2 separate regions of the Homo sapiens genome follow, and region 1 is linked to region 2. A link is an interaction called in ENCODE POLR2A ChIA-PET data of the cell type or tissue named here. Cell type or tissue: GM12878. All regions are shown on one strand. Region 1 overlaps TMEM11 (transmembrane protein 11). Region 2 overlaps USP22 (ubiquitin specific peptidase 22).

Region 1 (4,000 bases), 170 kb before region 2:
GCCTTTTGGGGAGACGCCTCCAGACTGTGGCTGCTGGGACAGGCACAGGCTGCCCACATCCCAGAGGGGCCGTGGAGTTGCCCTGCTGAGTTTTCACTGTGGCCGCCTTTTAACTGGAATGCTAGTGTTGCCAGGGGATTCCTTTGCTGACTGCGAGAGCTGATTGAGTTGGGCTCAAAAGTGGAGAGATGAGGGCCTGAAGGCTGACTCTGGTTGAAGGCTGAGGGAGGAAGTTCAAGATGCCCACTTTATGAGTGCCTGCAAGCTATCCTGAGGCGGCAGAGAGCGGTCCCATTCAGTGTCTGCAGCAGTCCCCCTGAGGTGCTGGAACGGGCTGACCCCTGCTCCCAGCACTAAAGGCTCAGAGAATCCAAAGCTTCCTCAGTGCTGGCATGATGTGTTTAGGATCATGACACTGATCCTTTTACTTTTCTTCTTCCATATGTTAAGACCCACTTCCGACAGTGATCTTTAAGTACCAGAGATCATGCCAGATTCAAAAGGATCAAAAGTCATTTACTAGAAAGAGCCTCCCTTCCTTTTCTTTCCTGAGCCCCTCAGTTCCCTCCCTAGTGACCAGTCATAAAAATCAGGTCTTTGTGTATCCTTTCAGAAGTGTTCTGTGCATATAAAAGCAAATAGAGACTTTTAAAAATACACTACGTATAGCATACTGTAAACACTCTTCTGAACCCTGCCTTTTCCCCTGAACTTGCTTTCAGTTGGAGACTTTGCTGTTACTGCTGCTACCTTTTTCTCTTTTTTTTTTTTTTTTTTTTTTTTATTGAGACGGAGTTTTACTTGTTGCCCACGCTGGAGTGCAATGGCATGATCTCAGCTCACTGCAACCTCCGCCTCCTGCGTTCAAGCAATTCTTCTGCCTCAGGCTCCCAAGTAGCTGGGATTACAGGCACGTGCCACCAAACCCAGCTAATTTTTGTATTTGTAGCAGAGACAGGGTTTCACCGTGTTAGCCAGGCTGGTCTCGAACTCCTGATCTCAGGTGATCCGCCTGCCTTGGCCTCCCAAAGTGCTGGGATTACAGGCATGAGCCACTGCACCTGGCCACTTTTTCTTTCTTTTTTTTTTTTTTTTTAAACATAGACTCTATTAATTGCTCTCTTACTGGTCATTTCACACCTGCAATGAAAAGCAAAAATACAGTCCCTTAGGAAGCCCAGGGCTCAAAAGATTCCAACTAGCTCTTACTTAAAAAAAAAAAAAAAAGTCCATATAATTTAAAAAAAAAAAAAAAAAGGAAAAAAAAAGATCTCCCATGCACCAGGGTTCAGATCACCCAGTTCCTAAAGCCCATGGCCTTACCAGTTAGGGGGCAGCTGGTGATGCTCTGCAGTGGTTTGAGATAACCTTCTGACTGGGTTCTTTCCTTCATTAGGTTTTGTTTGACCCACAAGCAGAAGCAAGCCATATACGGGTGGCTGCTGGGTGGTCAGGAGCTGGCTGGACGTGGCTGTCTCCTGGGAGTACTTGGCAGTTTCTTTTTTCTTTTTTTTTCTTTTTTTTCTTTCTGTCATTCAGGCTGGAGTGCAGTGGCACAATCTTGGCTCACTGCAACCTCTGCCTCCCAGGTTCAAGTGATTCTTGTGCCTCAGCCTGCTGAGTAGCTGTAATTACAGGTGTGCAGCACCGCGCCTGGCTAATTTTTGGTAAAGACGGTTTCACCTTGTTGGCCAGGCTGGTCTCGAACTCCTGACATCAAGTGATCTGCACACCTTTGCCTCCCAAAGTGCTGGGATTACAGGCGTGAGCCACCGCACCTGGTCATGGCCACGAATTTCTGAAGTAAGAGAAGTGCAGCAGTCCCTGTCAGCAGTGCAGACCTGAACCCAAGGGCCCAGCAGTGGCAGCTAAAAAACCTGTGTCTGCACTGACAGCACCCCACTCCCACCAGTGTACCAGGAAGTTGGAGTGCTGACTGCCTGGTCGTGGCCGGGTGAGCTCCAACGGAGGGATCCTGCGGCTTTGGGTGCGTCTGTGTGTGTTTTGGTTTGAACCTTACCGTCTCCATATAGGGTCTGTTGCCTTATAGAATCCTAGAAATCCACTTCCCTAGACTTCACGTGTTGTCCTTTCCCAGTGGAAACCGAGATTCCCTTTGCCTAACTGGCTTTAAAAGCAGAATTGGTGAGCCTCTGGCCTCAGCGCCGTTGTGCAGGACCCTGCCTTTGTTTGAAGGCAGTGTGGCTTATGTCCTTTGTGTTTCTGCTGTGGATAGGTGTCTTAGACAGTGGGCAGCAACAGTGCCCAGCCCATATGAAGACGCCGAGGCTGCAGGAGGCCGGGGCCATGGTTTGACAGGCAGGTGGGGGCAGACCCACGCCACCATCTCAGGATGTGTGCTGGCGAGTGCCCCCATGTCCACGTGCTTGCTTATGGCTGTGTCATTCACAGGACTGCCCACAGCCGAGGGCAGAGGATGCCCAGTCTCCTCACTCCCTGTGCTGGGGGGCGGGCCACACCTGGCAACAGCAGTGAGGTGGGAGGGAGCCTGGAGGGCCTTGGCTTCTCGCTGCTTCCAGGCTGGTTGGGACTCGTGGACGCACCCACCCATCCGTCCCAGCAAGCGATGGAGCCTGCAGAGGGGTCTGGGTGGATGTGGGTGCCAGCTGGGCTTGCAGGGGGGCCGGAGGGGGTGAGGGGGTGGGATCTGCCCACTGCTGTGTTTCCAGATGGGGCAGTCGGTTCCAGGACCGGGGTTTCCACTGGAATTTCCTCTGTGGGACCAACAGTGGTTTTCACTACATTCAGGATGGCGCTGGCCTGCTGGGCAGAGAAAGGTACCGCACTAGGGTGGATTTGGGTGTTGGCGAGAACATTGTGTAACCCCAGCTTGACACCTCCCTTTTGCTTTGAGTGTTCCTGAGGGAGGAAGCCCGCCTCTGGTGCCCGCCCCAAGGTGTCCCTGGCCTGGCTTTGACAGTCAGTAGGATGCACAGCTGACTTGGAAGCAACTCCATTTCCGTCTCAAGATTGGGACACGATTTGGTCCTCCACCCCTACCTTGTTATCTGGCCTCTCTGCTCCTGTTGCCTGATGGACTTGAGACCAGAAGGGAGTTCTCTTGGCCAGGAGTGCTCCCACCTGAGAGTGGAGGCCCCGCCCCTCCCCGCACACCCAGGGCCACAGCCAGCCCATTGCGCCACCGCCACTCATTTCTCATCTGAGCACGTGGGGGCACTGCTCGGCCTTCAGCTTTCCAGCGCCAGTGAAGACCCTGCTTTGGGTGTGCTTGTTTGCTGTAGGTAGCTTCTAAAATGCTGCATCTGGCTGGATGCGGTAGCTCATGCCTGTTAATCCCAGGACTTTGGGAGGCCAAGGCGGGTGGAACACTTGAGCCCAGGAGTTCGAGACCAGCCTGGGCAACATGGCATAACCCCATCTGTACAACAAAATTTTTTTAATTAGCCAGGCAGCCAGGCGTGGTGGCACATACCTGTAGTCCCAGCTACTCGGGAGGCAGAGGTGGGAGGATCTCTTGAACCCGGGAGGTCGAGGCTGCCATCAGCAGAGATCACACCACTGCACTCCTGCCTGGGTGACAGAGCAGGAACCTGTCTCAAAAATAAAAACTGTTGAATCCTACCTGGAAGTAACAGCTGGCCTCTCCCTTACCTCTCCTCTAAGACCAAATGGAAAAACTCCACCGAGAACTTTAGAAGGAAAACCCTCCTTTCCCCATTTCATAAGCTGCTCGTGCAGTCTTACAGTAACAGCTCATCATTTCATCCCTGGCGAGGCAGCCGTGACACTGGCACAGTCACAGGTGGCTTGGCAGCAACCCATGTTTAGGAGGCTCTTGTCCCACCCTCAGGGCACTGATTTCTCCCCAGTGCATGCCGTTTAATTAGGGCCTATGATTGAATTAGGAGGCTTTGCCTTAGCCTGGCTTAGTTACAGTGACTTTTTCAGGATAAAGAGTTCCGTTTGCCCAAGTCCAAGCCAGTGCCTTTTATGAAAGTGGTTCCCACCCAGGGGCGGG
Region 2 (4,000 bases):
ACTACAGGCATGCGCCACCGCACCTGGCTAATTTTTGTATTTTTGGTAGCCATGAGTTTTGCCATGTTGCCCAGGCTGGTCTTGAACTTCTGAGCTAAGTGATCCTCTCTCCTTGGCCTCCCAAAGTGCTGGCATTACAGGCATGAGCCACCTCTCCCAGCCATCCAACAATGCCTCAGTCTGTCTTTACTGGCTCAGCCAGGTGCTGGGATGGTGGTGAGCACATTGTAGAGAGCTCTCATTACTTGTTTTTATTTTCATAGTCTAGCTCATTTTCCTGATACGTGCTATTGTATTTATTTATTTATTAAAAAAAAATAAAAGACTGAGTCTCCCTATGTTGCCCAGGCTGGTCTTGAACTCCTGGCCTTAGGAGATTCACTTCGGCCTCCCACAGTGCTGGGATGATATGTGCTATTTTAAAAGTATACTTTAAAACTTTGTTTCTTTGAGGAATTTACTTTTTATTTTATAGTGAACTGGATCTTTCAAATCATCACAACAAAACATTACACCATTCATACTAAGTGGGGTCTAAGTAAAAGATCTAAAATGTAAACATTTTTCTGTTTAAGGTTTTAATTTTGAGGTCATTGTAGATTGACATACTGGTGTAAGAAAATAGAGTAATCCTGTGTATCTTTCCCCAGTCCTCTAAGGGTAACTTCTTGCAGAAATGGAGTACAATTACCACCAGAATATTGACATTGATACAGTCTATCTTCAATATAATCCACCATCTCATTCAGATTTCCCCGCTTTTACTTCTACTCATTTGTGTTTGTGTATTTAGTTCATTAACTACACTGCATACTTTATTCAGAACTCATTGGTTTTTATGTAATGTCCTTATTCTGTCTCAGAATCCCACATTACTTTGAGTCTTCACGTCCTCTTGGGCTCTTCTAGACAGTGACAGTTTCTCAGGCTGTCCTGTTTGGTGACCTTGAGAGTTTTGAGGAGTCCCGGTCATGTAGTTTGTAGAATGTCCCTCAGTTTTGGTTTTCTGATGTTTTTCTCATGATTCAGCTGTGGTTATGAGTTTTGGGAAGGAAGACCAGGGAGATGAAGTGCCCTTCTCATTCCCGTAAATTAAGGATGATGCTGTCAAGATGTCTTGGGTTGCTGGGCTTGACTGAATGGCCGAAGTCATGTTTGCCAGGTTTCTCCACTGTGGAGTGACTCTTTCCCTCCTTTATGTACTGTTTATAATAGAAGGGAGTCACTCTGCATAGGTACTCTACCGGGGTGGGGAGTTCTGTTCCTCCTCCTTGAGGATGGAGTAGCTACTTAAATTATTTGGAACGTTTATGTATGGAAGATTTGCTGATCCTCACTCGTGTGTTTATTCATTTGTGTATATCAACATGGACTTGTGGATATTGAATGTATGCTTTGGGTTATCATCCAGTGCTGTGTGGTTTGTTGTGTTGCTCCCATCATCTGGCTGTATCCACTGGGAGCTCTTTCAGCTGGCTCCGGTGTCCCTTTCACATAGCCACATTATTTTTTGTTCGTTGTTTTTGAGCACTTCCTTACTTTCTGGAACTACACGATGTTCTGGGATCATCTTATGTGTTTTCTGCCCCAGCCTTAGACTCCAGCATTTTCCAAGGATCCCTAGTTTCTTTTTTGGGAGAATGGAATTAGATCTCAAGATCTGGGCACTGGTGTGTTCATCATTACTGGGATATCCTGGCTTCTTGGCCCCCTCAAGGGACAGAGCTGGGAAACAGGTGTGTATATACAAATGCGTGCATATACACGTCTGTAATTTGATATATATTCATCAGCATCCCTATTAAGCTCTACATGAGTTCATGTTTATATCTCCAACTCTAATCCATTTCTATAGGGATTATTCTAGCCTTCCCCTCCAGTTTATCTGTAACTTCTCTGTCCAGCAGAGAAAATGCTGGCTCCCACTGTCGACAATCTACTTACTTACCTGTTGTGCTTTGGTATACATGAAGAGAGGTTTCAGAATTGTCCTGTACTCCCTTGGGAAATGACTTGACCCCCCCCCCCCTTACAGTACAGTGCTCAGTTACAGTTCCTTTTGCTTTTAGTCTTACACTCCCTCCTCATTTCCACATTACTTAGGTACTTCCCTCCCCACCCCTCTTGGCGGAGTTGTGTCCTATATGTGTAATACAATTGGTTTCTTCTGCCTCAGCCTGCATTCCATAGGGCCTCATCAGTTATTTTTAAAATCGCATATATTAAGGTTTGCTCTTTGTGCTTTAAAGCTCAGTGGATTTTGACAGAGGCATCCACAACTACAGTACTGTACAGAACAGTTGCACTGCCCCAAGAAATCCCTGTGCTTCACCTTCTAACTCTCCACAACCACTGGTCTCGTCTCCATCTCGGAGGTTTTTCCCTTTCCAGAATGTCATATCATTGGGTTCATACAGTCTGTAGCCTTTTCATACTGGCTTCTTTTGTCTAGCAATATCCATTGTATCCATTGAGTGGATTGAAAGTTCATTCCTTTTTTTTTTTTTTTTTTTTTTTTTGAGACGGAGTCTTGCTCTGTCGCCCAGGCTGGAGTGCAGTGGTGCGATCTCGGCTCACTGCAAGCTCCGCCTCCTGGGTTCACGCCATTCTCTTGCCTCAGCCTCCCGAGTAACTGGGACTACAGGCGCCTGCCACCACGCCCAGCTAATTTTTTTGTATTTTTAGTAGAGACTGGGTTTCACTGTGTTAGCCAGGATGGTCTCGATCTCCTGACCTTGTGATCTGTCTGCCTCAGCCTCCCGAAGTGCTGGGATTACAGGCGTGAGCCACCGCGCCCAGCCGAAAGTTCATTCCTTTTTCTTTTAATGGTATTTATCATGTGGCTATACTGGTAAGTCGTTTAAGTTTCTTAATCTGTAGGTTCTCTCTTCATTCCTTTCTTACAGTTTTTTGCTTCTACTTTATCTGTTGAAAAACTTGGGCCTTGTGACTTGTTGACTTCCCTATAGTCTGGATTTTGCTGTTTGCATACTCAACAGTGGAAGTTCAAAGTGTTGTGGTTTGTTTTTTTTTTGTCCTATTTCCTACAAATTGGTAGCAGGGTCTCCTATTAAGGCTTTTCCTGTATTTAGCACACAGACTTGATCACCTTGGTATTAAGCGGATGGAAGCTTAGGTAGGAAGTAAACTCAGTTTTCAAGGATTAAAATGACCCGCCTAATGGATATGTGAGTCTTTTTCTTGCCTCTTGTTTTATGTTGGCCAGTACCTGTAGCAGAGGGTGCTGAAGAGTAGAAATTGAGATAGAATTGAGTGTGAGTTTTATTATTATATGTTAGCAGCTCTGGTAAGAAACTCAGAGAATTAAGTGAGAATGGTAGATTAAAATGAGGCTTTAGGATAATGTGATTGCTCCCCATACATGTGTAATTGACAGTTGTGTGAGGTGAGCTCAATTTAAAGGAAGACTAGCCTAAGCTGGTCAGTACCAGGAGGATTTTGCCCCAGTTTGCTTCCGTCCAAGTGTGTGTCCCTCAGCACAGCATCTCTTGGGCTTCCTCATTTCCTGTTTATGATAATAGAGTACTCACCCCCATCCTTGAGGGATACATTCCAAGACCTCCGGTAGTTGTCTGAAACCACAGATAATACTGAACCCCATTTGTATTACGTGCAAACTTTTTTCCTTCATAATTTCATGGATAGATTTGTTCTTACTGTAGATCTTAGCAACCTTGTTATTTGATATTGTTTTCTTATTAAGAATTTTTACCTTTTCACGTAAAAGAAGCCCTTTATGGCTTTTCTTTGGCATATCCAAATTGCAGCATCAGTACTCTTGAGCTTTGGGGCCATATTAAGCCAAATAAAAGTGGCTTGTGTTCACTTTTATCCGTGATCACATCCGCAACAGTTGATGTGATCAGCAAGACAGCTACCAAGTGACTTAACGGGCAGGTGGCCTAGATGGCACGGAGAAGCTGGACAAAGGGATGGTCATGGGACAGAGCGGGATGTCACTCAGTTTCATCATGTTTCT

The links. ChIA-PET counts read pairs that join two places held together with the same protein. Peaks named below come from ENCODE experiments on the same cell type or tissue, not always from the same donor. Only the 100,000 strongest peaks of a DNase experiment are listed, where the experiment ranks them.
Region 1: POLR2A ChIA-PET joins it to region 2 with 7 read pairs; 17 of 35 experiments call an interaction of 5 or more read pairs at or near these places.

What each region holds. Positions count from the first base shown.
Region 1 is chr17:21,201,219-21,205,218 of GRCh38, reverse strand. All of the region lies in intron 1 of TMEM11 (transmembrane protein 11), which reads left to right. Among named protein-coding and RNA genes, the nearest start is that of TMEM11, 11 kb to the left of the region's middle. RefSeq lists an enhancer at 1-113. In GM12878, no CTCF peak of the experiment used is centred here; no DNase peak of the experiment used is centred here.
Region 2 is chr17:21,034,550-21,038,549 of GRCh38, reverse strand. All of the region lies in intron 1 of USP22 (ubiquitin specific peptidase 22), which reads left to right. Among named protein-coding and RNA genes, the nearest start is that of USP22, 6.5 kb to the left of the region's middle. In GM12878, no CTCF peak of the experiment used is centred here; a DNase peak (open chromatin) is centred at 2,092; H3K4me3 peaks cover 3,177 bases; H3K27ac peaks cover 975 bases.